4 separate regions of the Mus musculus genome follow, and all the other regions are linked to region 1. Evidence: chromatin loops called from intact Hi-C (ENCODE). Cell type or tissue: heart. All regions are shown on one strand. Region 1 overlaps Ptma (prothymosin alpha). Region 2 overlaps C130036L24Rik (RIKEN cDNA C130036L24 gene). Region 3 holds the start of Gm41907 (a long non-coding RNA gene). Region 4 has its middle 9.0 kb from the start of Nmur1.

The links. A loop is a pair of places that touch in the nucleus more often than their neighbours do. Peaks named below come from ENCODE experiments on the same cell type or tissue, not always from the same donor. Only the 100,000 strongest peaks of a DNase experiment are listed, where the experiment ranks them.
Region 2: it touches region 1 in a loop (2.6-fold over the local background); 7 of 42 quality-filtered maps call a loop at or near these places.
Region 3: it touches region 1 in a loop (3-fold over the local background); 13 of 42 quality-filtered maps call a loop at or near these places.
Region 4: a loop joins it to region 1, with 2.8 times the contacts of the local background. A loop is called at or near these places in 6 of 42 quality-filtered maps.

Annotation. Positions count from the first base shown.
Region 1 is chr1:86,528,463-86,536,462 of GRCm38, reverse strand. It overlaps Ptma (prothymosin alpha), which reads right to left. Exons shown (of 5, transcript NM_008972.3): 2 at 7,219-7,290; 3 at 6,911-7,007; 4 at 6,659-6,732; 5 at 5,751-6,498. The coding sequence ends at 6,451. Among named protein-coding and RNA genes, the nearest start is that of Ptma, 5.9 kb to the right of the region's middle. In heart, CTCF peaks have their summits at 2,546 (motif pointing left), 3,909 (motif pointing right) and 7,912; DNase peaks (open chromatin) are centred at 3,892, 6,624 and 7,712; H3K4me3 peaks cover 2,674 bases; H3K27ac peaks cover 2,620 bases.
Region 2 is chr1:86,360,417-86,368,416 of GRCm38, reverse strand. It overlaps C130036L24Rik (RIKEN cDNA C130036L24 gene), which reads right to left. Exons shown (of 2, transcript NR_015507.3): 2 at 1-1,284. Among named protein-coding and RNA genes, the nearest start is that of C130036L24Rik, 4.8 kb to the right of the region's middle. In heart, a CTCF peak has its summit at 4,526 (motif pointing right); no DNase peak of the experiment used is centred here; H3K4me3 peaks cover 743 bases; H3K27ac peaks cover 732 bases.
Region 3 is chr1:86,466,910-86,474,909 of GRCm38, reverse strand. It overlaps Gm41907 (a long non-coding RNA gene), which reads left to right and starts at 2,044. Exons shown (of 3, transcript XR_878335.2): 1 at 2,044-2,326. It also overlaps the pseudogene Rpl30-ps6. In heart, CTCF peaks have their summits at 2,580 and 3,348 (motif pointing left); DNase peaks (open chromatin) are centred at 2,109, 2,549, 3,169 and 4,079; H3K4me3 peaks cover 1,921 bases; H3K27ac peaks cover 4,663 bases.
Region 4 is chr1:86,375,127-86,383,126 of GRCm38, reverse strand. No RefSeq gene overlaps it. Among named protein-coding and RNA genes, the nearest start is that of Nmur1, 9.0 kb to the left of the region's middle. In heart, a CTCF peak has its summit at 1,864 (motif pointing right); DNase peaks (open chromatin) are centred at 1,936 and 3,686; H3K4me3 peaks cover 832 bases; H3K27ac peaks cover 2,498 bases.

The sequences.
Region 1 (8,000 bases):
ATGGGCTCCTCTCTGTGCTAAGCACAATCCGGACTGCCTGTGACCAAAATCTGCAGCCTAAAAAGGCTCTGAACTGACTGTAGAACCAATTCCCCAAGGAATCCACCTCCTGCCTTGTTCAGCACATACTCCCTGAGCCCTGGAGAGGGTCTGTGTCTTGCAAGATCAGCTTTTTTGGGACACCAATGTCCTTTGGTATGTTAATAGACTCTATTGTAAAAAATCCAGGTCAAATAAATTTAGAGAGCTACCTGTTACGGCTTGGAGACTCAGCACTTTGGGTAGTTAAAGCCCAGTTGGTCCCTTACAAGAAAAAAAAATTCTCCTGTCTCTTCAAAAAACAGGACAGCTCTCCTCTACTGTTTCTCAGGTGTCCCTTCTTCAGGCAAAGACCTCAAGCTTCCTGACCATGGTGAGGGAATTCTCTCTTACCCGGGATCCTCTCCAAGCAACTGAGTTAGTTAAGTGATGAGAGTACACTCAACAAAGCAAAAGAATAATAACTCTGCGGAATCAGAAGCCAGAAGCTTAAGGAAGGAAAGAAGCTTGAGACAGAGGCTACAAGGTAGGCCAGGATGGGCTTAGGCCATGCCCCATCTGTTGGGAGGGATTTGACAGGGACCAGAATCCTGCTAAGACATGGCCTTTGAAGGTCAGAGAGATGGTTAAGAGCAACTGTTATTCTCACAGAGAACCTGGGTTCAGTTCCCAAGACCCACCCAGATATGGTGGCTCACAACCATCTATAACTCCAGTTTCAGGGATTCAACACCCTCTTCTGACCTCTGTGGGCACCAGGCATAAACATAAGTGTACAGGCAGACAGACAGACATGCATATCAAAAAGACAAAACAGCCGGGCTTGGTGGCTCACGCCTTTAATCCCAGCACTCGGGAGGCAGAGGCAGGCGGATTTCTGAGTTCCAGGCCAGCCAGGTCTACAAAGTGAGTTCCAGGACAGCCAGGGCTATACAGAAAAACCCTGTCTCGAAAACAAACAAACAAACAAACAAACAAAAACAAAAAAGACAAAACAAAAATAGAACCAGGTGAACTTCTATGAATTTCAGGCCAGCCAGGGCCACATAGACAGAGAAACCTTGTTTCAAAGGAAGGGAATATGATGTAGAGAGATGGCTCAGTGGTTTTTAAAGAATGAATGTTCTGTCTACATGTAGACCTGCATGCCAGAGGAGGACATCGGATCCCTTTATATATGGTCATGAGTCACCATGTAGGTTCTGGGAATTGAACTCGGGACCTTTGGAAAAGCAGTCAGCGCTTTTAATCACTGAACCATCTCACCAGCCCCAATAAATAAATCTAAAAAATAAAAAATAAAAATAAAAAGGTATGCCTGTTTACTGTTTAGAGCTGGCTAGGTCACTCAGTGATGAAGGCCAAACCTGTAGCCCTGAGTTCATTCCAGAAGCCACATGGTAGAAGGGCAGAACAGAGTTCTGACCCCCATCTGAGCACACCTTGGAGCAGTAATCTCTTGTGAGACTGGCCGTACCTGTCTATGCTCCCCAAGCCTGAAAGCCATGTCATCCAGAAAAGAGGTGACCACCAGCCAGAGAAAATGTCCTCTACCTTACCTTGTGTTGCCTTTCTCAAGCAGCCTTTGTCTGTCTTTTTTGATATTGTTGCTTGTTTTTCTTTCTTTCTTTTTTTTTTTTTTTTTTCGAGACAGGGTTTCTCTGTGTAGCCCTGGCTGTCCTGGAACTCACTCTGTAGACCAGGCTGGCCTCAAACTCAGAAATCCACCTGCCTCTGCCTCCCAAGTGCTGGGATTAAAGGCGTGTGCCACCACCGCCTGGCTGTTGTTTGTTTTTCAAGACAGGGTTTCCTCTGTGTAGCTCTGGCTGTCCTGGAAGTCACTCTGTAGTCCAGGCTGGCCTAGAAATCAGTATTCCACTTTCTCTGCCTCCATAGTTCTGGGATTAAAGGCAGTAGCCCAGCTTTTTTAAAAGGAAAAAAAAAAAAATCGGGAGGCAGAGGCAGGCAGATTTCTGAGTTTGAGGCCAGCCTGGTCTACAAAGTGAGTTCCAGGGCAGCCAGGACTACACAGAGAAACCCTGTCTCGAAAAAAAAAAAAACAAAAAACAAAACAAAAAACAAACAAACAAACAAACAAAAACAAAAAAACCCAATATTTTTGAAGAAAGAATAAAATAAAAATAACTGCTTAAAAATGAATACATTAGGGCTGGTGAGATGGCTCAGTGGGTAAGAGCACCCGACTGGTCTTCTGAAGGTCCTGAGTTCAAATCCCAGCAACCACATGGTGGCTCACAACCATCCGTAATGAGATCTGACTCCCTCTTCTGGAGTGTCTGATAGCTGCAATGTACTTACATATAATAAATAAATAAATCTTAAAAAAAAACAACTCTTAAAAAAATGAATACATTAGGTCTGAAGAGATGGCTCAGTACTTAAGAGCACTGGCTGCTGCTTTTCCAGAGGGCTGGGATTCTCAGCACCCACACTTCTGCTCACAACCATCTGTAACTCCAGTTCTGGGATAATCTAATGCCCTCTTCTGGCCTCTAGAGGTACTACAGACAAATATACAGGCAAAACATCTGTATATATACCAGGGCTCCCTCCGTGTCTTGGGTCATGTGCCAACATTGAATCACTCAGTCCAGACAGGACCAAGTCTAAGTCTAAAGTCTAATGTTCTACCTCTATCTGGCCTGACAGTTATAGGAGGAACCTTCTCCAGGAGGGAAAGCAAACACTATTTCAGGCGGTTCTCACCGAAAGGATGGAGTGTCTCAAGTGACCAGCTGGCATTCCTTGTTACTATGGGAGCAGTTCTGACGAAGAGCCTCTGGGCACGCATGCTCCAAGCTGGATCTCTTATGCTAAGAACTTCATGGGATCCATACCAGCCACCAGCTGGCAGCATTCTCCGGGTAATGTACTTGCATACTATTCACCCAGTACATGAGCACAGTGGATCAGATGGCCTTAACCCCTTTCAGCTATTTCCCAAGCTACACATCTATAATTCCTACAATGCAGCCAAGACTAAGGTATCCTGAGAGGAGGGTCTCAGGTGACAGCCTTGCACCCTTCCCTGGCTGTCCCTATTCTTGTGGTGAAGACAAGCTGGCCTTGGTGCAAAACTGGAATACACTGTATCAGGACTTGGCTGCTATATACATTTGTCAGAGGAGACCAGGCCTGTGAGACCAGACCAGACTGAGAGAAGCCGCAAATAAAACTGGGCACGGGGGTTGGAAAGATGGCTCAACGGTCAAGAGCACTGACTGCTCTTCCAAAGGTCCTGAGTTCAAATCCCAGCAACCACATGGTGGCTCACAACCATCCGTAATAAGATCTGATGCCTTCTTCTGGGGTAGCTGAAGACATATTTACATATAATAAATAAAAAAACCTAAAAAACAAAAACAAAACAAAAAACCAAACTAAACAAAAAACAAAAAACTGGGCACAGGGCTTCTATCTCCATGAGAAAAAAATTCCACCAGGAGGGGACCACAGAGAGGTGAAGCAGGCAAGGCTGGCCCATTTCTAGGACATAGGTATTGACAATCCAGATAAAGTTGGGGTGACCCCAGGAGGGCAATGTACACACATGTACACTGCTGGCAACATGGCATGTAATTGCGATGTTGGTCCCCTGTGGTCCCCGAGGGCCGCTCAGGACCCATAATACTAGAGGTACCTCTTGGGACTTCAGCTTTACGTCTGGGGAAAGTCTCCCCTCCAGAAAAATAAAGGACCAGGTCCTTGGGGTTGGCTGTCCTGAGGAGATAGCATAGGAAATGACACTAACTCCACAGCAACAGAGGCTCCTCCCCTGGACCCAGCCCTTTGAAGGGCTCTTTCCTAAGCCTAACAAATCTTGTGTCTCTACAGCCCTGTAACCACCAGAGGGCGCCCATCGCTCACGAATCTTCCAGAGTCCCTTTCTGGGTATCGGCAAAGCCAGCAGTAGAATCTTGGTGACCCTAAACAATTTGGAAATGTCCCCAAGCAGTTAATTGTGTGCTAGGCTAAGGACCGGGTGAAAGTATACTCCGATAAGGGTGGTAGTTCCCAGAGCTAATCGTTAGAGAAATAAGGACTCAACAGCTTGAATAGGATGTAGGCTCAGGATCTGGGTGTCTGACTCAGGATACTAGGAAGTCAACAGTCATTCATGCTATTGTCCCCATTCTCCAGAAGATTAAGGCTCAACAAGATTCACTCACTGGCTGCCTATTTACATGGCTACCAAGTCTATATTGTCCACAGGGCTGCAGCCTCAGAAAACAGGATTAGCCGCGACTAGCTCCATGCACAGCTGTTACAAGTGGAGCTCACAGCCCCTCCCCGGCTTTAGAGACCGCCCACTCCTAGACCCAGGTGTTTCTGGGAACATACCAAGGTTGACCCCAAGGTTGACCGACTGTCCGGGGATGAGCCAGCACAGAGATGATTAGGCCCAGATTTCTACTGAAGCCCCAGACTTTGATCCGGGAGTTTGAACAGCCCGGGCAATATGCAGAGCTAAGTTACAACCACAGCACACTAAGTCCTCTCTGCACCAAGGAGGGAAGACGAGGAAAGGTCGGGGCTTCCAGGTATAAGGGGGTAGACAACAGGGGCAGGTCCTTGTATATGAACCCATTTCTCTCCCACCCTTCTCCAGCCTTTGCTCTCCCTGTGCACTGCGTCAACTCCACATTTCCCCATCTCCCTTCCCAGGGAAGGTTCCACTTCTTTCCCGTCTTTAGTGGGATCCAGGGTCTGAGATTGTGTTTGGTTGTTTTTTGAGGCAGGTTTCTGTATAGCATTAGTTGTTCTAGAACTCGGAACTGTAGACCAAGCTCACCTCAAAATGCATCCTACCTCTGCCCCCCAGTTAAAGATATGCAATGCCATGCTAAATTTTAAATGCTCACTAGTTTCTACTCCTAGGTATAATCTTTGTGGTCCTGGGAACTCAGCCCAGACTGCCTGTGTAACTCAGTACTCATCAAAAAACTGTGGCCAACGTTCTTCAGTCTCCATTCCCTGCAGTTCACCCACCCACCAATACCTGAAATTCCTGGGCATGAGCAAACTAGGAAAACCCATTCTCCATAAATTCAGCCAGCCCAGTCTGTAAACTCTCCCCAACCTTTAGATTCAGTAGCTAAAGCGATTCACATTCAAGGACTCACATTCTTGGACTCCAACCCCTCAAGGTAGCAAAGCACCCCTACAGGATGCTCTTCTTACTCTTCTAAAGAACAAGTCGCCCACCCTCCTGCAGTGCCTGTAAGGGACTTGAACAGTCACTGTAAAGCTAGAGCTTGCCCAGGTTAGTCATGGGCATAGACCCTTCAGGACCTACAGGCTTGGCAGGCGAGCTAACACTAGGAGCCACTAAACAGTATACTAATTACATGGACAGCAGCCAGAAGACTCACAACTTGGAACAAGATGACTTGGCCTGTGCCACCAAGGGCTCTGTGTACAGCACATCTCTCCAGTTTATGCCTGGGACTAGTGGCCTAAGTCTCAGGAAGAAATGTTGGTGTCACAACAGTAAAGAACCTCTCCCAATGCCCCATGATTAACTGCAGCTTTGTCCTGACCTTCCCCGTAGAACTTTAAAAATGCCATCCAATTCCAGGACTACCCTCTCCCCAGAAAAACGGGTGTTGTGGCACATAACCACTCACTCAGGACGTTCTGGGTATAGAAAAGACCCCATCCCAAACAAAGTACACACAGAAAAACCAGGCTTTGAGACACCATTGTTAGAACAACTCAGCAAAATAAAATTCCGGTTTATTGTTGGACATTGTTTCACACATACATCAAACAGGCCAAAAAAAAATAAACAGCAACTTCATAGACAGAAAGAAAAGGAAAAAAAAAATCTTTTTATCTTTGGCCTTTTTAACCATCTCATACAAACCAACTACTTATAGTACAGCTAGGTACATACACAAAAGTTACTGGAATGCTCGGAATAAGATTGTTTTTTTGTTGTTGTTTTTGCTTTTTTTTACAAGGTTTTTTTTTTCTCCTTTGAGATTATAATGAACATGGTCACACCACAAGTAAAGTCTGAAGTAGGACAGAAAACGCTCTGAAGGCTGGTTTGGTCACCCGTTATCATTAAAAATGGCTGACCCCTAACAATATGTACAAAAATATAAAATGTAAATAAAAAATACAAACAAATTTTCCTTTTAAAGTATTTTTAAGAAAAAAAGTAGGGCCTGGGAAGTTCTGGTTCTTTTTTCCTCCCATGTTGCCAATTCATGTTGTAGTTTTGGAGGGGTGGTGGAGAGCGCATGTCATATCTGTGGGTGGCATTGCCCGCTGTGGGCGGGCGGGGCCTGCTTCTCTACTCGAAGGTGACCACGTTTAAATTCTGAGACGGGAAGTGGAGGGTGAATAGGTCACGGTGCGTAAGGTTATTTTTCCTTTTGCTGTCTAGTCATCCTCCTCGGTCTTCTGCTTCTTGGTGTCCACATCGTCATCCTGTAGAGAACATCAGGCCTGTGACTACACATAAGCTCCCTAGGCCTTGGCCCACAACTCCCAGAGAGCAAAGCTGGGATGGGGTCCACTAAGAACCCTTCACCATTTGCCAGAAACCCCCAAAGCTTTTAGTGCCCCAGGAAAGGAACCTCACACATACCTCATCATCCTCAGCTACCCGCTTGCCCGTAGGAGCCTCAGCTTCCTCATCTTCATCTCCATCCTCCTCCTCACCTGGAGAATCAATCAAGGCCCACATAAACCACTATCCTCCCAGCTGCAGATCAAGAACGGCCCCAATAGGAGGGTGGAGTACACTGCAGTTCAAAGTGGTCCAACTGCCCAGAAACCCAACCTCTCCCTTCTGGCAGTAAAAGCCAAGGAAGGAACCTGAGAAAACAAGACTACTCACCGTCACCTTCTTCCTCCTCCTCCTCTTCCTCCCCACCTTCTTCCTCTTCTTCATCTACCTCATTGTCAGCCTCCTGCTCCCCATTTTCCTCATTTTGCTTTAACAGAAAACACATCTGCCATTAGCCAGCTCTGAAGCAGGCCTGTATATCTAGTGCACCTTGCCCCTCCCCACACCATACAGCTACCACACCACCTCCCAAACAAAAATCAGACAAGTTCCCTTGTCTGGTCCAACATCCTGAACTAAGCTGAAAATTTAAAAAAGTATAAACTGGGAACACAAGCCCCAGCTACTTGGACACTCACAGCGTTCCCATTGGCAGGTGCATCTCTTCCATTCTCTGCCTCCTCCACAACTTCCTTCTTCTCCTTCAAGTCCTTTAGAAGGAAGAGGAAACCCGTTAGTCTTCAGAACAATAGAGGGCCACCCATCAGCCAAAGTGCTGAAAACTAGACAAAGCTGGTCCACAGGACCAATCTGAGTCACTGGCTACTTGGCCACCCTAGGGTAATGTCAGCATGGACCATAGTAGGTACTCAAGGCCTGTAGTCCAAATCCTATGCTTTCCATCTTCTAGATACATTGAAAACAAGGCAGACTCATGTGTCGACTCAACGCACTCCTCTACCATATGGCATCATAGCCACAAACCCGCCAGGCCAGGCAGACAAGCTCGGGAACTGTAGCCCTTACCTGCACGCCCTTTGCCGCCGGTTTCCAGCTAGAGGGAGCTCCACCCCTCAGAAACCCTTCTTGGAAGGCAGTGGCTGTGTGCCTTAAATAAATAAGGTAGAAGGGAGGAGCCAGTCGACGGTCATTCGCTCAGGAATGGATGGGAGAGTCTGGATGGGGATCGGAAAGCGCCTGGGCATGCAGAAACACCCCCTTCAAGTCACACCAGCCATGCTTGGTACTAGGGACCTCCTGGCCTCCACAGCCCAAAGGAAATAAACTAGCACTCTGGGCCCTGCGGCTTCGGGGCCGGACCACTGGGTAACTTTTCCCACTACGACGGCTGAACGGTCGGCTCGGTCGGGGCCCAGGAACATGGTCCAGCTAATTCCGCCGGTGCACCGCTGGGTTACCT
Region 2 (8,000 bases), 170 kb after region 1:
TACAGCAGTCGTAGTGTACTACATCCTCCTGGCTCTGGGCTAGGGAAGATGCTGTCTCATTTACTGGGGCGTGAAAAGGCAGTGTGAGGGTGGAGGAAGTTCAGTGGCAGATGCTGCATGTGGAGGGAGAGACCAGCTGGGCTACTCAGAGACTGGAGCAACCCTGTCAGATGGATGTGGAGCCACTGTGAAGGGGCTTCAGCTGTCACCCAAGAAGCTGTCCCTAGAGGGAAAGGCTGGGATTGTAGCTCAGTGGCAAAATGCTTGTCTTCAATGATGAGATCCTAGGTTTAATCCCCAGTATTACCATAAGAGAAAAAAAGAAAAGCAAGAAAGGAAACCCAAGCAGAGGACAACACATGGGGAATGTCAAGTAGCCGTGCAGGACAAAAGAATGCTGACGGAGGAGAAAGGGAGAAATCAGGTCAAGAGAAAGAAGCCAGAGAAGTTCTGACAAAATGTGGAAATGCATAATGGTGAGGAGGGGTCTACAGAATGCCCTTTAGGCCAGCAACAAAGACAGTGTTGGAGACCAGTGTGGTAGCAGTGCCTGTAATATCAGCATTCTAGAGGCTGAGGCAGGAGCATCTCAGGTTCAGGGCTATCAAGTGAGATGCTGTATTAGTCAGGGTTCTCTAGAGTCTCAGAACTTATGAGTAGTCTCTATACAGTAAGAGAATTTGTTATGATGACTTACAGTCTGTAGTCCAACTCCCCAACAATGGTCAGCTGTGAGTGGAAGCCCAAAGATCTAGTAGTTGCTCAGTTCCACAAGGCAAGCAGGCAAAGAAGAGTGAATCTTCCATCTTCCAATGTCCTTATGTAGGTCTCCAGCAGAAAGTGTGGCCCAGATTAAAGATGTGTACCACCACATCTGGATCTGGTGGGATTTGCTTTGTCCCAGATGACCTTGAACTCCGAGATCTCCTTGCCTTAGTCTCCTGGGATTCATAGCCATTATGCCTCAAGATCTTCATGCCAAGATCCAGGTCAGAAACTTCTATCTCCCAGCCTCAAGATCAGGATCACAGGTGAGTCTTTCAATTCTGGATTGTATTTTATTCCAGATATAGTCAAGTTGACAACCAGGAATAGCCATTACAGATGCTGTCTCAAAATATAAACATAAAAGCTCTTTAAGTCCCCAGGAGGTAGCTTTTTGGTACAACAACAGGTGTCTTGCCAGGCATAGCAGGTGGCTGATATCAACAGAGATCATCCACAGGAATTGTATTTTCCTGGGACACTGAGCCATGATGGGAAGCTAAGGATGTCTGAGGTTGTCTGTAAAACACAAGTGGGTATATCTCAGGGAGGTCTCTCTGTCAAGTAGAAAGAGGAAATTGAAGAGAAGGTAGAAGACATAGGTGATCCTGAGGGAGGAGAAAGCTTAGAATAGCCACTTAGTGGGGGATAAAAAGGAGTCAGAAGACTTGAAAGACCATTCAGGCCAGTGGCTGGGGCTGCTATAGGGACTACTATGATGGTGTCCGGGGAATCTGCTCCATTATCAGGTGAGGACTCTTTGGCTGCCTCAGGGAGACTCAGGGTGGGGGTGGGGGCCATGTTGACCCTGACACTGGGCCAAAAGCATTAACAGGCTACTTCACACAAAGCAAGCATGGCTGTGGGGGTATGGTGGTTCAAGCCAATAATTCCAGTTCTTTGAAGGCCCAGGCAGGAGGATTGCCATGGATTTGGGTTTAGCCTGCGCTACCTAGTGAGTTCCAGGATAACCTGGACTACAGTTAGACTTTGGCTACAGATGTCTACAGTTAAACATTTTTAAAAGGGGCAGGGCTAGAGATGTGGCTCAGTTGGAAGAGTACTTGCCGAACACACAGGAAGCCCGGAGTTTGATTGCCAGCATCTCTTAAAAACTGCACATAAAGCTGGGCGTGGTGGCGCACGCCTTTGATCCTAGCACTTGGAAGGCAGAGGCAAGCGGATTTCTGAGTTCGAGGCCAGCCTGGTCTACAGAGTAAGTTCCAGGATAGCCTGGACTACACAGAGAAACCCTGTCTCGAAAAAACAAACAAACAAACAAAACCTGCACATAAAGTTGGAGAGATGGCTCAGTGCTTCATGCTCTGCTAGCGGACCTGAGTTCAGTTCTCAACACACAAGTTGAGCTGATGACAACTGAACTTCCAGTTCCTGAAAAATAAAAGTATGAATATATGGTTTTTGGGAGGACAGGGTTTCTCTATATAGCCATAGCTATCCTGAACTCCCTTAGTAAATCAGGTTGGCCTTGAACTCAGAGATCTACCTGCCTCTGCTTCCCAAGTGTTCAGATTAAGGGATTAAAAGCATGCACCACTGACAATAATTTTTAAAATAATTTATTTTTTATTGCATGTGCATTGGTGTTTTGTCTGCATGAATGTTTATGTGAGGGTGTCAGATCCCCTGGAACTGGGGAATCCAGTTACACACATTTTTTGAGCTGCCATGTGGTTGCTGGGAATTGAACCTGGGTCCTCTGGAAGAGCAGCCAGTGCTCTTAACTACTACTGACCCATCTCTCCAGCCCCAGGCAATAATTTTTTAAATAGCAACAGATACTCAAGATTGCTTGGGTGTGATTGTGGAGTCAGGCTATGGTTGATATTCTCCAGCCTTCTGCAGGTTTCTGTAGGTTAAGTACTCTCCAGGCTTGGACAGATGGAGACCTTGCACATAGAAGACAGGTTGAAGCCCTATCTCCTTAGACTCTCTGAGGCAGCTTTTCTTTGTCATGGCTCTACTTTCTGTGTGCAGAGCCTAGGGGGAGAGGACAGCTGCTTGCTTAGTCTTCTTTGTGATCCAGATGTGTGAAATTTGTTTTTAAATATTTGATGTAACTTTCTTATTTAGCTGGAGCCTGAGACAATCCATTCCTAGAGGATTGTCTATCTAGGAATCTTGGATTGTTTCTCAAATCCTTCGGATTTTCTCCAGTGGACTGCTAGGTCCCCAAGTGGTACAGTGGACAGCAATCCAGTGCATGTCAGCAGGGAGTGGGCAGAGTTTGCCTAGGGTTATGCAAGTTCGGAGCTGACAGTGGCAGCAGGCTAAGTGCCTTTGGAGCTTCTGACCTGGTGTTAGAGCTTAGTCAGACTCCCCAGAGTTAGTGCCAACCCCTACATTCATACCTCTCCCCTCCTACTCAGACCCTTCTCTGACAAACTTGGAGACTGTAATGTAAAAGGCTGCACCTTTATCCAGTGGCTCTATTAAGTATTCTCCTGATAAGATGTGGACTTGTACACGTGTAAGACAAAAGTATATAAAGGGTTCTTTGCTAGGTTGTAATAATAGTTAAACACAGCTCTTTCTGCAATGTCTAGCAACAGCAACTGGTTAAGTAAGTGACCCTTCCATGCAATGAACACCCTGTAACTATCAAGAATAGAGCAGCGGATGTAGGTGGGATTATGAGATGTAGTTAATAAAAAACAGGAGAGTCCAGAACAGTGTATAAAGACATTTGTATAAAACACAAAAATATGGCTAATTGTAAATGAACTGATGGAATCTTCTGCCACTGCGCTGGAGCCAAGGGCCTACAAGAGAGTGGGGCAGGGACTTAGTTTACTGTGTTTTCTGTGACTCTTTTTCTCCCTTTCTTTCTGAAGACTGGGTTGTGGGTATCACTGTGCTTAGTTCTTTTTGCATTCATTTGAAAATAAACTACCTGTGCCCACCTACTCTACCATGCTGGGTCTTGTGATCCTGGTTACAGGTTGGGAGGAGGGACCGTGTTTTCCTCCAGTTTGAGGCATTTAGGCAGTCTCCTACTGGTTTCCTTTCCAGATCTTCAACCTGAAGGTTGTAACTCTAGAGGATGTGGATCTGACTTACCCTACTGTTGGTACTTAGGCATACTCACAAAAAATAAATAAAAGAAAGAAAGAAAAAGTAAGTAGTAATTATCACCTCCATTTAATAGAAATCACTGAGGTTCAAGACTATGTGTGTAAATGGGACAGAACTTCACAATGGCCTACTCATTATATGCCATAATGGTTCTTACAAAGACGTCCCCACAGAAGCATTTTGCCTTTTTTTTTTCTTTTTCTTTAAGATTTATTGGTTGTGCCGGGCGTGGTGGCGGACACCTTTATTCCCAGCACTCGGGAGGTAGAGGCAGGAGGATTTCTGAGTTCGAGGCCAGCCTGGTCTACAAAGTGAGTTCCAGGGCTATACAGAGAAACCCTGTCTCGAAAAACAAAACAAAAAAGATTTATTGGTTGTGAGCCATTATGTGGTTGCTGGAAATTGAACTTAGGACCTCTGCTCGTTCCAGCCCCACGATTTATTTATTATATGTAAGTACACTGTGGCTGTCTTCGGACATCCCAGAAGAGGGCGTCAGATCTCATTACGGATGGTTGTGAGCCACCATGTGGTTGCTGGGGATTGAACTCAGGACCGTTAGAAGAGCAGGCAGTGCTCCTAACCATCTCTTCAGGCCAACCCTCGCCCCCTTTTTAAATATATATACTGTTGCTGTCTTCAGACATACCAGTAGAGGGCATCAGATCCCATTACTGATGGTTGTGAGCCACCACATGGTTGCTGGGCCTCTGGAAGAGCAGTCAGTGCTCTTAACTGCTGAGCCATCTCTCTAGCCCATGTTTTTCAAATCAGTCAATTCTTGAAGCCAACTGCCTTTCTCTGATGCTTACTTGGCAAGTTATTTGTTTTTGAGACCGGGTCCACGTTCCATGTACACCAGGTTGGCCTCAAACTCCCACAGATCTCCGATTGCTAGAATTAAAGGCATCTAACACCTGCACTGGCCTTCTTTGGAGTTTAAGACAGCATCTCTCTTTCCCTGCCTCTCTGTGCCTATCTACCTGGACTTCCTTCCCTTTCAAAGACAGTTTATTCTCCCAAGATGCCAACACACCAGCCTATCTTCATGCCCATGTTTCACTCATTAATTGGGCAACTGAACCAGCTGACAGTAAGTCTTGCCTTCCACAATTTACATGTGGCTATCTATGTACACTGCTACAAGAAAACCATCCATTTCTTTGTTCCCTTGTTCAGGGAGTGGCCCTTCACTCAAGATTTCTTCTGCACTAGGGAGTCTGTGGCAGGAAGTCAAGGCTACACTTGGGTCAGTTGTAGACCGGCCTAGAGTTTAGAATAAGACATTGAAAGAAGAAAAACCTTTTTTCACATATGCCTGCCTCAATTCCTCTCTGGCTATCTATTGGCTCCTTTGCTACGGGCCTAACAGTCATTTTCTCCCAGGGCATGTGTCCTCAAAATAAAAAATTGTCATCTTCTGTAATACCCACTACACACAAATGATGGTACTATTATCCTTACTATTTAGACAAAGAAACTAGAAGGATGGGGCAGGGTGTTTCTCTTTTTCCTTCTTCGATACAAGGTCTTGTGGTTTAGACCAGGTTGGCTCTGTACTAGAAATTCTTCAGGATCACTGGGATTACAGACATATGTTACTGTGCTTGGTTGTTTTGAATCTCTCTCTCACTCACTCATTCATTCATATAGGATCTTGTCTGGAACTCAGTCACTCAGGTTGTTAATTCAGGCTTCAAATTCATGATAATCCTCCTGCATTATCCTTTCAAATGCTGTGATTATAGGTATGAGCTACCATGCCTAACTTTTTTTTTTTTGTACCTTATGTGGTATATTTATAACTGATTTTTTCAATTAGTTCTTGCTGAAATCCAGGTGCAGAGAAACACACCTGAATTCCAATGGTCAGAAGGCAGAGGCAGAAACACAATTTCCAGGTGCCTTAATTATAGAACCCTGCCCAGGGATGGCACAACCCACACTGATCACTAATTGAGGAAATTCTTTACAGCTGGATCTCAGGGAGGCATTTCCTCAGTAGAGGATCCTTTCTCTCTGATGACTCTAGCTTCTGTCAAGTTGACAGAGAAAACCATCAGTAGACCAAGCCAACCTGGGCTACCTAACAAGACCATGTCAGAAAGAAAAAAAAATGGCTGAGTTGTGTTATCAGATGCTACAACTAAGAGAGAAGCACATTTAAATAAACAGTAGGACCTTTAACGTGGGGAACTGACTTAGAGATTTTGTTATTCTTTGCCAGATGACTCTGCAGATAAAGTGCTTACATTGAAAGTATGAGGACTCAAGTTCAGATCCCTGATATCCCTGTAAAGAGCATGAGGTGGGCAGCACAAAAACTGTAACCCCAGTACTTGGGGTAGGGTTGGGGGGTGGGGGGGCAGAAACAGGAAGATCTCTGGCATATGCTTCCCAGCCTATCTAACCATAAAAGGTGAGATTCAGTAAGAGATCCTGCTCAAAACATAAGGTAGAGAAGGGCTGGGGAAGTTGGTTAGTGCCTGCCTGGCATGCACAAAGTCAAGATTAATCTCCGGAGCAACATAAACCATAAGTAGTAGCACACGCTTGAAATACAAGCACTTGGGAGAGGCAAAAGAATCAGAAGTTCAAGGACACTCTGGGATACATGAGATTGTTAAAAAAAAAAAAAAAGGTAGTGATAGAAAAAGACACCCCGGATTAACCTGTTGCCTCTACATTTGAACTCAGGCATACCTCCCCCCACATACATACACATCCAATCTCCTATTAGCTCTGTAACTGGCCAAGTTAACTCAATGCCAGTGGTTCTCAGCCTTCATAAGACTGTGACCCTTTAATACAGTTTCTCATGTGGTGGTGACCCCCAACCATAAAATGTTTTATTGCTACTTCATAACTAATTTTGCTGCTGTGAATTGCAATGTATGCAGGATATCTGATATATGACCCCTATAAAAGGGTATTGACCTCAAAGGGGTTGAGACCCACACGTTGAGAACTGCTGCTCTTTGCCCTCATGTCTGTGAGCAGCGATGCTTTTAGTCTATTTTGAATACATTTATTAATTTAAAATTTCTAAAGAGCTGAAATAGAACCTGGTACTTGGCTCTATTTGTATAATAACTGGACAGTTACTGATCTTGGTTTTGTGCATACCAGACAGGCACTAACATCCTCACACCACCTCTATCTTATTTTTTTGAGCAGGGTCACCTTTCATGGCTAGACAGGCTGGTTAGCAGATGCCAGGGATCCTCCTGTCCTTGCTCCCTGTAACCCCCAGTGCTGGAGTTGTTAGTTATATGCTGCCACCCCATGCTTTCTACAGGGATATTGGGGATCCAATATGATATGGTTATATTCAATTATAATTTGTATAAGCATCACACATGGATTAGGTGTTGATTCCACAGAAACACCAAATCCTGCAAGCTGTCCCTGCTGCTGGTGCACTCAAACTTCTGTTCACTCCAGTTAGCAAGTAATTTCCAACACTATCATATGCCAGGCAATGCTTTAGGTACCAAGAATAAAGCAGACAACAGTCTGTGCTGTCTGGGGAAGGGGCAAATGAACAATAAATGGCCAAGAAAAGTACTAGGCAGCTGATATCTGAGAGTGTAACTAACCTTGGGTGCAAGCAGAGGTCTCTTAGTGGCACTGTACACCAGAGGGCTGAGGATAGCCCATACAGATAGATTGGATTGACAAAGGAAGCCATGTCACCCAAGTCATTTCACACTCACAGCTCATCTTCTTGTCTCCTCCCGAATGCCTTTAGCTTGCTCTGCTTGGAAATATCTAGAGTCTTCCTCACACCACCCTTCCTACCTCTCTACCCAAGAGTCTCCCTTGGTTCCATAATATACAGTACAAGGTGTGACCGGTCTCGCTATAAAGACAATGCCCCCACACCACAACTCGGGTTCGCCATCTCCTGCCCTGACAAGAGCGCACTGGTGTGTAGCTGTGGCTGCCCTCCACCGCGTTGGGAAGGCCGTAGTAAGTAAGCATCACACAGTGACTATTTCTACTTATCTCCAAAGGCCCGAGTTCAGATAAAAAAACTTGGGGACTCAACACATCCCACTCGCATTAAAATCTCCCGAGGTTGAAGTCAGGTATGATGGCATATGACTTTAATCACAGCACTAGGGAGGCAGGGGGAT
Region 3 (8,000 bases), 62 kb after region 1:
ATGCCAGCAGGCACAGCCAGCATGAGCACTGCTACCTTTATATGCATTACGAACCTTTGTTTCCTTTGGACCTGATACCTACCCACCTGATGTTCCAATGATGGATTATTTTTATCTTAAATTTGTATTATTTTTAACTAATATTTAATTATTTTTATTTTAAATTTGTAAATGTATTTGTTTATTTTATGTACATGCATTTGTACCACATTCATGCCTACGGGGGCTAGAAAAGCACACTCCATCTCCTGAAACTGGAGTTACCAACGATTGTAAGCCTCCATGTGAATGCTGGGAATTGAACCTATGTCTTTAGCAAGAATAACAAGTGCTCTTAACCACTGGGCCAGCTCTCCCAGCCTCTCATCCAAAGTTGGTTTTTTTGTTTGTTTGTTTGTTTTTGTTTTGTTATTCAAAATGAGCTCCTGCAAAGTTTTATTAAAGAAAAACTTTTTTTCTTCCTTCCTTCCTTTTTTTTTTTCTTTCTTTCTTTCTTTTTTTTTTTTTTTTTTTTTTAAAGATTTATCCATTTATTATATGTAAGTACACTGTAACTGTCTTCAGACACTCCAGAAGAGGGCATCAGATTTCGTTATGGATGGTTGTGAGCCACCATGTGGTTGCTGGGATTTGAACTCCGGACCTTCGGAAGAGCAGTCTGTGCTCTTAACCACTGAGCCATCTCGCCAGCCCTCTTTCTTTCTTTCTTTCTTTCTTTCTTTCTTTCTTTCTTTCTTTCTTTCTTTCTTTCTTTCTTTCTTTCTCTTCCAAGAGAGAGTTTCTCAGTATAGTCCTCTGTAGACCAGACTGGCCTCGAACTCAGAAATCCACCTGCCTCTGCCTCTGCTTCCCAAGTGCTGGGATTAAAGGCGTGCACCACCACCGCCCAGCAAACTTTCTTGTTTACTTCTCACCAGTGTCTTCTGGCATGCTTCTAATAATATCAGAATCACTTGGGTCGATGCTAGCCAGTGTGCAAACTCTGTAGTATTTTCCACATGCTGTACCCAATTTCATATTATTGCCTCTGTAGTGATGGACCCCAGTTTTAGCCAACATGGCATAGTATTCTATTTCAGATTTCCTCCAAGCTGGGCAGCTGTCGGCGAGGATAACCAACTTTGCTTTGCCTTGTCTGACCATCTTCAGAGTCTGTTTGAACTCCCGCAAGTACTTTCCACTTTTCATAACAAACTGGAGCCTAGAGTTGATCGACTCCAGAGACTCTTTCATCTTCTTTGTGGCCACCATCTTCCTGCCTTAGATGCGGGACAACCCCCAACCAAGACAAGCCGCGGGACAACCCCCAACCAAGACAAGCCGCCAAGATGGCCTGGGAGCGAGAAAGCCATCCAAAGTATGTTTAAAGTACTCCGATTGATAAACCGGGCGTGGTGGCGCACGCCTTTAATCCCAGCACTTGAGATGCAGAGGCAGGCGGATTTCTGAGTTTGAGGCCAGCCTGGTCTACAAAGTGAGTTCCAGGACAGCCAGAGCTATACAGAGAAACCCTGTCTCGAGAAAAAAAAAAAAAAAAGTACTCGGATTGATGACTTCCTTTTGTTCTGTTACTAAATCAGGAAGGAAATGCTATAGTGTTGAAAGGTGGCATTAGGGCGGGACCTAAATACCTACCTATTCCTGCCGCTACTCTTATTCAGTAACAGAAACCCTGTCCCAAAACAAAAGAAAAGGAATTGTCCAGCAGACAACTTTTCTACCCCTGAGCTCCATCCACAGTCCAAGAGTTAGATTATTTTTGGAAGCTCTGCTTTTAGATCGGGGGCTCTCAGGTGAGAAATGGTTCATCGTAAGATATTCCGGACCCAGGACTGGGAATGTAGCTTGCCTAGCTTACTTTAGGCTTTTAGGTTCAATCCTCAGGGAGGCATGAGAGAAAATGACTATGGGGAAACAAGAAGACGTTTGATAGAAACTGCCTGGGCCAAGCCCAGAGAGGTGTGTGTGGGCCGAGGCCTGGGCTGGACCTGGAAGAAAGGCAGAAAGGCAGGTTCCAGGGAAACACTGAGAGTAGGAGGCCGTTCTAGAATCTCCCAGACATGTGGCACCACACCCACTTTTGTTTTCATTTTCCGAGTCAGTCTCCCTCTGGAGCCCAGTCTGGCCTGGTCCTTGCCACAATCCTCTTGACTTAAGTCTCCCGAGTGCCAGGATTCCAGGCATGAAACCCCCATGCCAGCACGTTGTGCCTTTGTTCTTTGGAGTGCCCCTGTACAGTGAAGGGGGCCCTGGCTCCCATCCCGTTCTGTTAAGTTGACTGACTCTCCACAAACATCCAAGGGACAAATACTTTTCGATCAGTGAAGTGAGTAGTGTGTGCATACTGGGATCGGGGTTTCGAAGCATGTGAGGGCGATGGGCTTTTCAGGCTGTGATCTCTGCTTCTCTCTTCCATTCCTTTCTACTTCTACCGGTTGGCTCCAGGGCAAGGGCCGGGCAGAGACCGGAATAGAAGAGCTAAATTTAGCCTGGGAGCCCGGGCGTGGCAGCAGCTCTGGCCGCCCGGCCTGGATGAAGGCGGCGCCCAGCGGCCGCCTCCCTAGGAAATGAGGTCTCACCGCGGTGGAGGAGCTGCCTGCTGGAATTTCCCCGCAGCGCCGCCCTGCTAGGAGGGACCTGGAGAGACCCACCCGAGCTCGGTGTGCAGCCCGGGAGACGCCCGAGTCCCAGAACCAAACCCCTTACCAGGACCCTCGTTTCACATCTGCGTTTAAGATTTTTAAAAAGATGTATTTTACTTAAGGGGCGGGGGGAGGCCAGTGCCACAGCGCACCTTTCTCTCCTTTTACCATGTCTGTCCCTGGGGTCAAACTAGGGTGGTCAGGCATGGTGGTTTATTCCTTTACTGGGTAGCCATTTTGCTGAACCCCAGTTTTTTTTTTTTTCTCAATGCTGAATATCCAACTTAGGACGAATCCACCAACACTGAACCGCACCCCATCCCCTAAAGACAATTTATTTGAGACAGGGTTTCATGTAGGCCCCAAACTGGCTATGTAGCCAAGGCTGACTTTAAAATCAAAATGGGGGTCTGGAGAAATGGTTCAGTACTTGCTGAGAGCACTTGCTGCTGCCGGGCGTGGTGGCGCACGCCTTTAATCCCAGCACTCGGGAGGCAGAGGGAGGCGGATTTCTGAGTTCGAGGCCAGCCTGGTCTACAAAGTGAGTTCCAGGATAGCCAAGGCTATACAGAGAAACCCTGTCCAAAAAAAAAAAAAGGCACTTGCTGCTCTTCCTGGGGAACCCGGGTTTGAATATTTGCACCCAACCACGTGGTAGCTGCCAACAATCCAGAACTCCAGTTTCAGGGGATCTGACGCCCTCTTCTGGCTTCTTTGGACAGTGCAGGCAAAACATTAAACAAAAGTGTACAAAAATAAACAACAAAAATCAACATGGAACAAAACTCCAAGAGAACCCAGTTTTAAAATTCCTAAAAACAGGAAAAAAAAAATCACCAGACATGGTGTGGAAGCAAAGAAATCCTCCTCTGGGTAGCAGTCTTATGCAATTTTTGAAAGAAAGGTTGGGCCGCACTCCCTCACCCAGGCACCTTGTGAGGATAAGTTATTTTCTCTAAAGTCCGTCGCAGGCAGGGGTGACTAGAGCCCTCCACAGTCAAACTTTCAGGTTCGAGGAGGGCTCGCTTCCGAGGCTAAATGGAAACTTCCAGTTCTAACTACAGCCTGCCGATGTAGCAGTGTAAGAGAATACAAGCCTTGCACACTAAGACCAGGAGAGAGTTGTCACAGGCTGGGGGCGTGGCTCGTGGTAGTGTACTTGCCTAACAAGCGAAAGGCCTTGGCTTCCATCCTTAGTATCAACCAACCAGGAAAGAGGAGAGTGGGAAGAGTGAATGAGAGAGCTCGCTATCTCTTGAGGACATTACCAGCCAGGAACACAGGCAAAGCAGGCTATGCATAAGCTACCGAGTTGGAGAGAGCCTTAAGGGACACACCCAGATACACTGCGTTGCCTGGCAATGCATCAGGCATGACGCACTCTTACTGTTTGGGCACAGGCAAAGTCAGGGAGGCAGCTGCCCCCATGTAGTTTCTGACTGTGCACTTGTCCCCTGGGAAAAGCCTCCCAGTCACAGGTCACAAGCTGCTGGGCTGCTAAAAATGTCCACTAGCCACATCCAGATATGGACTTTGTCCGCACAAAGGCCCCACCCACCGATGCTTGGTATCACTCACACACACACACACTTCTGAGTGGTCAGTCTAGACTCCTTGCCTCCTCTTGTTTCCTTTTGGAAAACCTTCAGCTTTTCCGTTTTAATCAGGCAGTGACGCAATCGTCTATTTCTGTCATCTCTGAGTGTTAGCCAAAAATTGTTCTTTTGAAATATCCACAGTAAGTTACAAATAATGCCTCTGACCTTTGCTTTGTGGGTTTTTTTTTCTTTTTTCTTTTTTTTTAATGCTACTACAAAACACACACGGTGTAAATGCTTATAGGGCAATTTTGTTTGTTTGTTTTGAATTAAGGTCTGCCTGTAATCTGGCCTGGAATTCACTGACATCTGCCTTCTGAGAGCTGGGGTCACAGGTGTGCATCACCTTGTCTGTGGTTCCTTTTTTCTTTCTCTTTTTGCCTTTTCTGAGATAGGGCTTCTCTATGTAGCCCTGGCTGTCCTGGAACTGGAGCTTGTAGACCAGGCTGGCCTTGAACTCAGAGAGCTGCCTGCCTCTGCCTCTCGAATGCTGGGATGGAAGGCGTGCGCCACCACCACCACCCAGCCCACCTTTTTTTATGTGCTATTTGGCACTAAACCCAGGAATCTGAGCCTGCAAAGCAAGCACTCTGCTAACTGAGACCCATCTCCAGCCAGGCCTCTGTCTTGAGTCAGAGTTTCAGTATGCAAGGTCTTACTGGCTTGGAACCTGATATCTAGACTGGGCTTTTACGGAACTCACATAAGATCCTAGATCTGCCTTTAAGTGATGAGATTAAAGCCTTGTGCCACCACACCAGGCCACCCCACTTATCTCCCCCCAAAATATTTATTTATTTTATGTATATGAGTACTCTATCCACATGTATGCCCAAATGCCACAAGAGGGCACAGAACCCACTACAGATGGTTGTAAGCCATCATGTGGTTGCTGGGAACTGAACTCAGGACCGGGAAAGAGCAACCCATGCTCTTAACCGTTGAGCCTTCTCTCCACCCCTCTCCTTTAAGACAGAGTCTCAGTGTGTACCCCTGGCTAGCCTGGAACTCAGTTTATAGACCAAGCTGGCCTCGAACTCAAAGAGATCCACCTGCTTCTATGTAGGGAGAGGAGGAAGCCCTGGGTGAGCAAAGTCCTGAGTGAATGTGCATTGTTGACACAGGTGCAGCCATGTGGAGGGCTCCAAGCCTGGGACCCATAGGAAACTGACATAGCTTTGCCCATAGAGTAGGCTGGAGAGAGATAGCGCAGCTTTCCTAAATGGTCTGAGTAGAAGTGAGTGACCAGTGTATACAACTGGTACCTAATTGCAGCTTCCTCCTCTGGGATGTTTGTACACAGGCTTACTAACAAACCACTGAGCAGCTTGTAGGTGCCCTCTGGGTGCCTGGATTAGAGCACACACTCCCACCTGATCTCAGTTTGCCTGCTGTGCCCGGTCTTCACTCACTTGTCCTCTCTACTCAGCATTCCAGGTTCTCAGTGGACCAAGTACTTCTTCGTCCTCCGTGACACTGCTGGGTGATGTTAGTCAGCATGCCTGGCAAGTTTAAGGATTGATAAAGGGTACTTGAGGTACATTGGGTTTAAGCAACCGGCGGGCACATCAGGTTTACAGTGATTAAAAGTCTCCGGGGTAGAGAACACTGGCTGCTTTTCCAGAGGACCTGGGTTTCTTTCCCAACACAAACATGGTGAATCACAACTGTCTGTAATACTGGTACTAGGGGAATCTCAAGATCTCTTCTGAGCTCCACAGACACCAAGCACACGTTGTGCACAGACTTACATGCAGGCAAAATACCTATACACATACATTTGTAAAGGATAATAAAATTCTCACTGGTATGGCCTGCTTCCGAGGAGATGGGAAGGTAGGAGGGAGAGAGTACAGAGGAAGAGAGGGAGGAGGGAGACAGAAGGAGAGAGGGAGGGAGGAGAGAGATGGAGAGAGACAGAGGGAGGGAGGAGGGAGGGAGAAGGCAGGTTTTCTCACTGATTTGTTTAAGTAATTGGACAAGGAAATTTATGTATTTGGTTATTATAAAAAGTATCCTTAATTCTATTCATTGTTAGTGCTCTCAGGCATGCTCACACATGAATGAAGGAATGAACAAATGAATGAATGTGACTGAGTGAATCTGCGCAGGCCTTTGTTCTCAGGCTCATGTGGAGGTCAAAGAATAATGTTTGGGAATTTAGATTTTTAGATGGGGGTCTTATGTTTTCCAGAACAGCCTGGAAATCACTATGTAGCTTATACAAAATTCAAGAACACCTCCTCCTGTCTCCACCTTTCCAAGTGCTGAGGTCACAGTCTTATGCCACCATACCGTTTTCGAGGTTCTAGGAATCAAACCCTGGGTCTCCTCTTTACACCAGGAAGGGCCCCTACCACCTGAACTAGACCCCTACCCTGAAGGTGACCCCTTTAGGGGAAACTTCCCATATCCCCGAAGGTGATACTTGCCAATTCAATAGCTCCACCCCTCTGTTTTGTTTTGTCTTTTTTGAGACAGGGCTTCTCTGTGTAGCCCTGGCTGTCCTGGAACTCACTCTGTAGAACAGGCTGGCCTCAAATTCAGAGATCTGCCTATCTCTCTGCCTCCCAAGTCTTGGGATTAAAGGCATACCACCAGCTAAATTCATTATTCTTTTTTTTTTTTTTTTTTTTTAAAGATTTATTTATTTATTTATTATATGTAAGTACACTGTAGCTGTCTTCAGACACTCCAGAAGAGGGCATCAGATCTTGTTATGGATGGTTGTGAGCCACCATGTGGTTGCTGGGATTTGAACTCCGGACCTTTGGAAGAGCAGTCGGGTGCTCTTACCCACTGAGCCATCTCACCAGCCCAAATTCATTCTTCTTAATGTCCACTTGTTTCCTAAAGCTGCCCAGACCTGTCCAACTTCCTCTCTGCAACAAAACAGCTTGAACTCAGGCAGCTAGGACAGCAGACCCAGACTAGCTGGTCTTGACCCCGGTGTTCCAAGTACCCCTTTATTTCCCCTCCCTTAACAGCCTTTTATGGTGCACAGCCTCTGGGAGATCTGGTAGTGCGTACAAAGGAATCACTTCCGGGTTTTGAAGACCCACCAATCACTGAGCTCAAAAATCCACCAATCCCTGAACTGCCCAAGCTCAGGACCTGAAATCCCACCAATCCCTGCCCTGGAAATCTCTGTCCCTGCCTTTCACTCAGAGAGGCAGCCGCTCTCATTTGTCTGTCTTTGACTTTTGCGTCGGGTTTGTTTTGCCGCGCTTCTTTGTGGTATTCCTTACCTTCCTCTTCAGAACAGCAACACTTGACTGGGGAAACCTTTCCCCCTCAGAACTGTAACACTTACATTCAATGCGTTGACGGTTTATTTCCCCCGATTCTGCCCTGAAAAATATTTTCGTCGGGCGTGGTGGCGCACGCCTTTAATCCCAGCAGTCGGGAGGCAGAGGCAGGCGGATTTCTGAGTTCAAGGCCAGCCTGGTTTACAAAGTGAATTCCAGGACAGCCAGGGCTACACCGAGAAACCCTGTCTCGGAAAAAAAACAACAACAACAACAAAAAGAATACTTTCCCCTCCCCCAGAACAACTTTTTTTAGAGCTTAAAAGAAAATCCCCAAGGTGGACAAGGTGTAAGTTTCAGCAGCTACCCTTAGGAGAAAAAGCTGTTAATATGGCGGCCAATCAGCCGCGTGGCAGACAAGCATGGTGAGAGGAGACACTGTAGAGAAATGGTAAGGAAGCTCACAGTGGTGGCCTGAAGGACATATATCCCCTAAAGACTCGGATATTTGA
Region 4 (8,000 bases), 150 kb after region 1:
ACCCTGGTGGAATGGCAGAGTTCATGGTGGTAGGAATGTGCAGTCAAGACTCCTCACACCTGGACAGACCAGGAAGCAGAAGTGGGACTGTTGAGGCTCCGCTGGCTTGCTCGCTTTTCTTTTTACTCAGTCCAGTACCCCCACCCCCCACCCCCTGGTGTGGTGGTTTGAATACACTTGGTCCAAGGAGTGACATTATTAGGAGGTGTGGCCTTGTTGGAAAACGTGTGTCACTGTGGGGGTGGGCTTTGAGAGACCTTCCTCCTAGCTGCTCGGAAGTTAATCTTCTCCTATTTGCCTTTGGAACAAGATGTAGAACTCTCAGCTCCCCCAGCATCATGCCAGTCTAGATGCTGCCATGCTTCCCACCATGATGATAACAGACTTGAACCTTAGAACCTGTAAGCCAGCCCCAATTAAATGTTGTTATAAGAGTTGCCTTGGTCATGGTGTCTCTTCACAGCAATGGAAACCGTAACTAAGACACCCTGTCTATGGGGTGGTCCACATTCAGAATCTGTGACAGGTGGCCCTTGAGAAGTCAGCTTTAAATAGCATCTTTCCACAGGCCCCTTTGTTCCCAGAGTCCCCCTTGTCCCGCCCACCACTCTCCAAGGGTGCTTAAACTCTAGAACACTTCTGGACAGAGATGCTCTGAAGTGTGCCTCTTAGGTAACTTCAAATCCAGTCAAACTGAGCCATCCCAACACTGAACCACCCATTTAAATGGTAAACTTACTGTGTATATGTTATCACATTTTTTCCCATCACTTTGCTCTACTGAATATACTATGACATATTTCCTTCTTTAAGTGTTTTATCCGGTTGTTCCCACCATCTCTAAACAAGTCTTTTCTGCTTTTTCCACAGAGGATGCTGTATCCAAACTCAAGGTTGCAACCCATTTGACCCACAGGCTCCACTGTGACGTTCTTGGCCAGCCTGACTAAGCCCCCTGAGTCTCATACAAGTTACAGTGGGAGGAGTTCCTAGATGTTGGCCTAAGAAGGCTCTGCCCCCTCCTGTACTCTGAGCTCAGAAGAGCTGACCAAACCAGGGAAGAAAAGCCACCCTCTCTGTTTGATCTACTATTGCACAGATTCTGGCTAAGCAAAGAGGGGAGGCACAGGGCCCATGAGCAGTCAGCAGAGGCTAAGGGGGAAGGAAGAGATACTCTGATGGCAGTGGGAATCTCATAGAGGCTACAGTGGACCACGGAGCTGAGAGAAAAGTTCCCTGTAGGAAGGGAGTTTCCTCAGGGATGATCCTGGATGTGTGGTGACAGGGTGCACACAGCATGAGGTCCTAAGCACCCTTGGAGAGTGGTGGGCGAGACAAGAGGGATTCTGGGAACAAAGGGGCCTGTGGAAAGATGCTATTTCAAGTTGAGTTCTCAAGGGCCACCTGTCACAAGCACTGGGTAGCCAGCCCATGGGTAGATGTCAGAACTTTTCTCAGAGACCACCTCTGGACTCCAAGAGACTTCTGTTCAGTGTCACATGGAACAGTGTTCCTGAGGGGTGGAGTCCGTGTGTGTGTGTGTGTGTGTGTGTGTGTGTGTGTGTGTGTGTGTGTGTGTGTGAAGGGCTGTTCCACCAGAGAAGCACAGGGAACATGGGAAGACGGGCACATAGGAAGACGTGAGGTATAATGTGCTTCTTGCTGTGAACTTGCCACATCTATCGAGGGTGTCCTCAGGCTCTCAATGGCCAGGTTCCATAAGTCATAGGCCACCGGTGGCTCCTGGAATAGCAGCCAAGCTCGGTCCTTGAGAAAATGGGCTAGGATGGAGAGGGTAGCAGCGATCCCTACCTAGGGCACTCACAGGGCACAACCAGAAGCATCGGCCCTGTAGTGCCCCTAGGGGGCGCTGCTGCTCCTGTGCAGTGTCAGGGTAGCGCTTTGTGCTCCTCGGGCTAGGAGCCAACTTTTCTGAAAGGATATGGCGTGTTTGGGATGTGTGTTGTAACATCTCTCTTTCTCATAGAATCTGGTTCATAGGCATGGCACCCCTGCACTACCGTGTGTGTCGATAGAGACCGTGTGGATGATCCCGCGGTCTCCAAGCACTTCTGCTGCTTAGAGACCTCTCCCCCACTTGGCCTTCTGGCTTGTGGCCACACTATTGTCTTGTAAAGGAAGTTAGGTGAGCCGGGCAGTGGTGGCTCAAGCCTTTAATACCAGCACTTCGGAGGCAGAGGCGGGCAGATTTCTGAGCTCGAGGCCAGCCTGGTCTGCAGAGTGAGTTCCAGGACAGCCAGGGCTACACAGAGAAACCGAAAGAAAAAAAAAAAAAAAAAGAAAATAATAAAATAAAATTTAAAAAGTTAGGTGAGTGTTTAGTGAGGGCTGAGAGTTCTTGCTGTTTAAAGTTCGGATCCACAGAAGCCTGTGTAGATGCCTGGTGTGTGCAGAGGGTGCAGGGGGTGGGGTGGGAGTGGGGTGGGGGAGGGGCCTCAGGCTGGAATTCCAACCTCAGAAGGCACAGGCAGGATATCCCGGAACAAGTCAGCTAGTAAGGTTGGTCATACCTTCAAGCTCTGGTTTTCTGTTTGTTTGTTTTTAAAGATTCCTTTATTTTATGTATATGAGTACACTGCAGCTCTCTTCACACACAGCAGAAGAGGATTCTATTACAGATGGGTGTGAGCCACCATGTGGTTGCTGGGAATTGAACTCAGGACCTCTGGAAGAGCAGTCAGTGCTCTTAACTACTGAGCCATCGCTCCAGCCCCTCAAGCTCTGGTTTCGATTGAGACTCTGCTTCAATAGAGAAGATGCAAGAAGAATCCAGGATAATTCCTGGTATTAACCTTAGGCCTCCACATGCACACATATATACCACATGTGTAAAAAGATACATACACACCATACACACATGTACATTATACATATGTGCACAGGGGCACACCATACACACATGTACATTATACATATGTGCACAGGGGCAGTCTAGGGCTCCTTACCTTGGTACACTTTTCCTCACCCTTAACACACACACACACACACACACACACACACACACACACACACACACACACACTTTTGAGACAAGGCCTCATGTTTCCCACTGCTGTCAAAGTCTCAGTGGAGCCAAGGGTGGTGATGAATTCCTGATTCTCCAGTCGTCCCCCTTTCAGCAGCACCACAAACGGCTGACTCCTGGGGGTTTCATACCCAATACTTCTGGATTGCTGTCCAAGCTTATCAAGGCAACCCAAGCCACAACTGGTAACTCCTGCTGCCTAAGTCAGCTCACACATTCCTGTCCCCAGTGACCTTCCTCCTGTAAAGCCACTGTCAGGACCTCCCCCCACCCAACCCCCACCTCCAAGAGCCAGTAGGATGGGTGCAGCAGGGCCAGCTCCTCCAGGACAGATGGCCTGAAAAGTGACAGGCCCCCTGTAACTGGACCAACCAGAGTCCATGCAGACCCTGGGCCTGAGCCTTGATCCCCATCCTCCCCTGAGGTAAGCAATAAAGCGGTGTAATTTTGTGGTAACCAGACAGCAATGTAAAGGACTGAGGGGACAACCCTAGACACGCTCCTTGGCTGCTACGTTTCCTTATGGTTAAAAGTGTTAGCATCTGGGTGTTGAGTGGTATCCGGGAAGGGCATGGAGGAGCCGGCTGGCATGTAGCCCTGGGCTGGCCTGCCACATCCTACCGGCTCATGTGGCTCTAGAGTGTGTGTGTTGCAGTCTCAGCAATGGTGTTACAGGAGAAAAGTCACTGGGGACAGGAACGTGCAGACCAGCTTCGGCAGCAGGAGTTCCTGGTTGTGGCTTGAGTTGCCAGTGGTCTGTGTGTAGTAATGAATCCACCGTTACTGAGGCTGGAGAGCTGAGGTATTTGAGCTGCGGGGGTGCTACTTGCTACTTTTGTGTTGGTATGAAGTCTTTATTCCACTTAAAGAGTTGGTAGTAGTGTTCTGTATTTTAAAACGCTGTTCCTAGATACAAGCTTTTTTGAGGGTGAGGAATTTCTATTTCTAGGTTGTTGCAAAACCAGAAGGTGCTATATTTAACCACACTAAAGCACCAAAAAAATTGTCATGTTTTTATGCCAATTTTTAATATTTTCCAGCATAAGTAAAGCATTCCATGTGAACGTGAAAAGCAGGCTGATGTGGTGGCTTTACCCTGGACTTGGAGCTCTCTTATGCTGGTTCTTAGTCTTGTTAATAAAATGCAGTTAAAACCAAGGAGCATTTTACTAGCATTTAAAAGTCAAGCAACAGAGCAAGCAAGATGTAAATCTTAGCCGCTGCTAGGAAGAGGGAAATGGGTGGGAGGAGAATCGTTTCAGGCTAAGGAACCTGCCACCGGCAGGTCTCACATGCTGCAAAGAGAGAGCCACCTCCTGCGTGATATCCTCTGATTGCCACATGTGTGCTGCAGCAAGTACACACACACACACACACACACACACACACACACACACACGGAGAGAGAAAGGGAGAGAGAGAGAGGTGATCTAAAGCTATTATTTTTAATTGTGTGTGTGTGGGTGTGGGTGTCGATGGAAGCCTGAGGCACTGGGTCCCTCTGGAGCTGGCGTTACGGTGGTTGTGAGCCTCCAGAGGTGAAGAGTGTACACTCTTAACATCTGGGCCATCTTCCCAGCATCCAAATATAATTAACCAAGAAAAGTGGTGCCTTTGAAGTTAGACCAAGCAAGCTGACAGGTTCAGCGATGGAAGTCAGCAAGCACTTACTTCGTAGGAGTGGGAGGGGAGGCGTCAACGAAACAGTGAAAGGTCCAAAGGGATCAAACTGAAGTCATCAGACTTGGTGCCAAATGTCTCTACTCAACGAGCCATCTCCTGGCCTCTTGATGACAAAAGCTCTGATGTTCCTGGGGAACTTTTGGATGTTGTATCTATGGCGAGCATGACATCAGGAGAGATTATATTCTTTTAGGTCGAGAAAGTTTTAAAAAGCTTAATGTGGACTGGTTAAAATTAGTAAGTGTTAGCTTGATGGTGATTTGGCCATGGGAGGTATGAAGCAGTTTATTGCCATATTAGAATCAAAGGTGGGGCTTAGTCTGTCTGTGGTACCACTGGCCTGGAATCATTGTGTTGGAAACCTACTTGGGTCACGTCATGGAGGTGGAGACAGGAGAATCAGGCTCTCAGGGTCATCTCTAACTACATAGCCAATAGCCCTGGCTAGCCCCACATCATAACCTGGACACACACACACACACACACACACACACACACACACACACACATACACACACACACACACCACCTTCCCATACCATGGTTCAGAGCTTTTTTCAGGGAGTTAATTGAACGATATGGCAGCCAAATTGTGATACGGTACTAAAGCAGATTTTGAACCATTGGGCGAAACTGGCTTGTTCATGTCCTCTTCAGGGAACCCCATGTCTGGGTCATGATTAGAGTTAAGGCCAAAGAATTGGCCTTTTTGGTTGCTATCACAAGCCATTTAAATATATTCGATAATTCTTGGCAGGGTATCCATGACAGTTATACATATGATTCAGTTCGCTCATTCCTGGCAGAACTGTCTTTGTCTTGACTTTGACAAGGACTCTGTCTGGCCCACTTCTCCATGCTTAAATTAGGCTCTGAAAACGAAAGCCACGGCCACAGCTACATTCCCAGAACGAAGGAGCTGAAGATCAGATTCCAGGAAAGGTTCTCTGATTTCAGACCTTATGAAAATGAACTGCTATTGTTCAGTTCGTCCTTCTCAATGAATATGGATCACGCCAGCCAGTGGGGAGCAGCAGCGGCAAACTGTGAGACTTCAGTGCAACGCTACACAGACAGCCAAATATGCCAGCCCTGGAGACTTTCAGAACTACAGATATCTCGGGAACAGTTACCCCACGTACAAAACCATCTTGCCTAGCTCCTGCCATGTTTGGAAGCACTCACATCTGTGAACTGACAGACTCAAGGTTGCTCCTGATTCAAGGAATCAGGGGTGAGTACCCTCTGGTATGTTGCCACCAGGAATCACAGCCTGACATTACTTGGCACCTGCAGGCACGAGCAAGGGATGTCAGATTTCAGATGTCAAGTCTGAGGGCTGAGGCCAAACCGTTATTTTGGTTCCCAGGTCGTGGGTTTTATGGCATGGATGTGGGATACAGTCTTTGCCACTATTGGTGTGATTTTCACACTTTGTATCATACATAATGAGGTCTGGTTATACTTCCAACCGTTTTATAATTTCTGGCCCTCGGGTATTTTGTCTGCATGTATGTCTGGGCACCATGGGTGTGGCTGGCATGCCTGGTATCCTCAGAGGCCTTGGGACTGGAGTTACTGATGGTTGGTGAAGACTTGAGCCCAGGTCCTCTGTAAGAGTAGCTAGGACACCTAAGCACTGAGACATCTCTCCAGCCCCAAAGGCATCTTTGAACCAGGAATAGGAACAAAGGAGTCTAGTGGAACCGTGTGTTTAGTCATCTAGTAAGGTCATCTCTGAGGTTGACAGACCTGCCACTGCTGAGTAATTAATCCTCCTTGGCTAGGGTTGGCACTGCAGTCTCGCTACCCTCTGGGCCTCAGTTTGGATTTACACATGTCTTTTGAAACATTGCTGGCTTGTAGCTGGGTGTAGCTGGCCTACTGACAGACAGGGGTGGGGAGAGCTTTGGCATCACAGGCACCCGTAGGGCAGACACAGCACGGTGTCAGTGTGTGTTAGAGTCCAGGAGTATTCTTTCGGGGATATGGCCCACAGATGTCAGCATGGTCTCAGAAACTCTGTGGCCCAAAAGAGGCTCACCCCTATTGTGGTTTGAATACAAATGTGTCCCCCCCCACACACACACCCAAAGGCCCATACATTTGAATGCTCAGTCACCAGCCAATGGAACTGTCTGAAAAGATTAAGAGGAGTGGCCTTGTAGGGATAGATGTGGCCTTGTTGGAGGAGGTATGTCACTGGGGATGGGCTTTCAGGTTTCAAAAGCCCAAGCCAGGCAGGCCCAGCCAGTCTCAGCCTGCCTCTCTCTCCCTCCCCCTCTGCCTCAGATGGGGATGTAGCTCTCCACTACTTCTCCAGCACTATGTCTGCCATGGCTGCTCCCACACTCCCCACTATGAGATAATGGACAAAGCTTCTAACACTGGAAGGAAGCCTCCAATTAAATGCTTTCCTTTGTAAGAGTTACTGTGGTGGTCATGGTCATGGTCATGGTGTCTCTTTACAGCAATAGAACAGTGACTAAGACACTATAATCCCAGTCCTCGGGCGGCTTGATGATCACTGTTGGTTCGGGGACAGTCTAGGGCTACAGAATAAGACTGACACAAACAAAACAGTAACAAAAAATCCCCCCAAAGAAAACTAGCTTGAGGGGCTGGTGAGATGGCGTAGCAGTCAAGAGCACTTGCGGAGAATACAAGTTTAGTTCCCAGTGCTCTCATGGGGGAGTCGGGGCTCACAACTGCTCATTGTAACCGTGGGGCTTTTCCAATCTCCCCCAAGTTCCCAAAATAACAACCCCAGGCAGAACTGAATTATTTGTGAATAAGTGCCTAGGTCAAAAGCTTTGGCTCACTCCTGCTAGCTCAGAACCCACTTACCCTGTTTATTCTAGTCTACATCCTACCACACGGCTAGTTACCTCTCCTCGGTTCATGTGACTATCTCCATCAGAGTTCAGATGAATCTCTCCTGCGCCTGACTCTATCCCAGAATTCCCTCTCCTGTCAGAATTCCCACCTCCCATTTCCTACCTAAGCTAATAGGCCAAAAGCTTTTTTATAGGTAAGTGATGCAGTACACAAGAGATTCTCTCTACTGCCCATAACCCCACTTCTAGAGGATCTGAGGATGCCTGGGTACACCTGTATATGTACTCACACAGACACACATATAAAAAGAAACCTTTTTTAAAAACTAGTTTAATTATTAAAGTGATAAAAACTTGTTGTAAGGTTCAGCATGAAGGCAAATGCCCACTCTCCTGTAATCTCAGCAGTCAGAAACATGGAGGCCGTGAGCTTC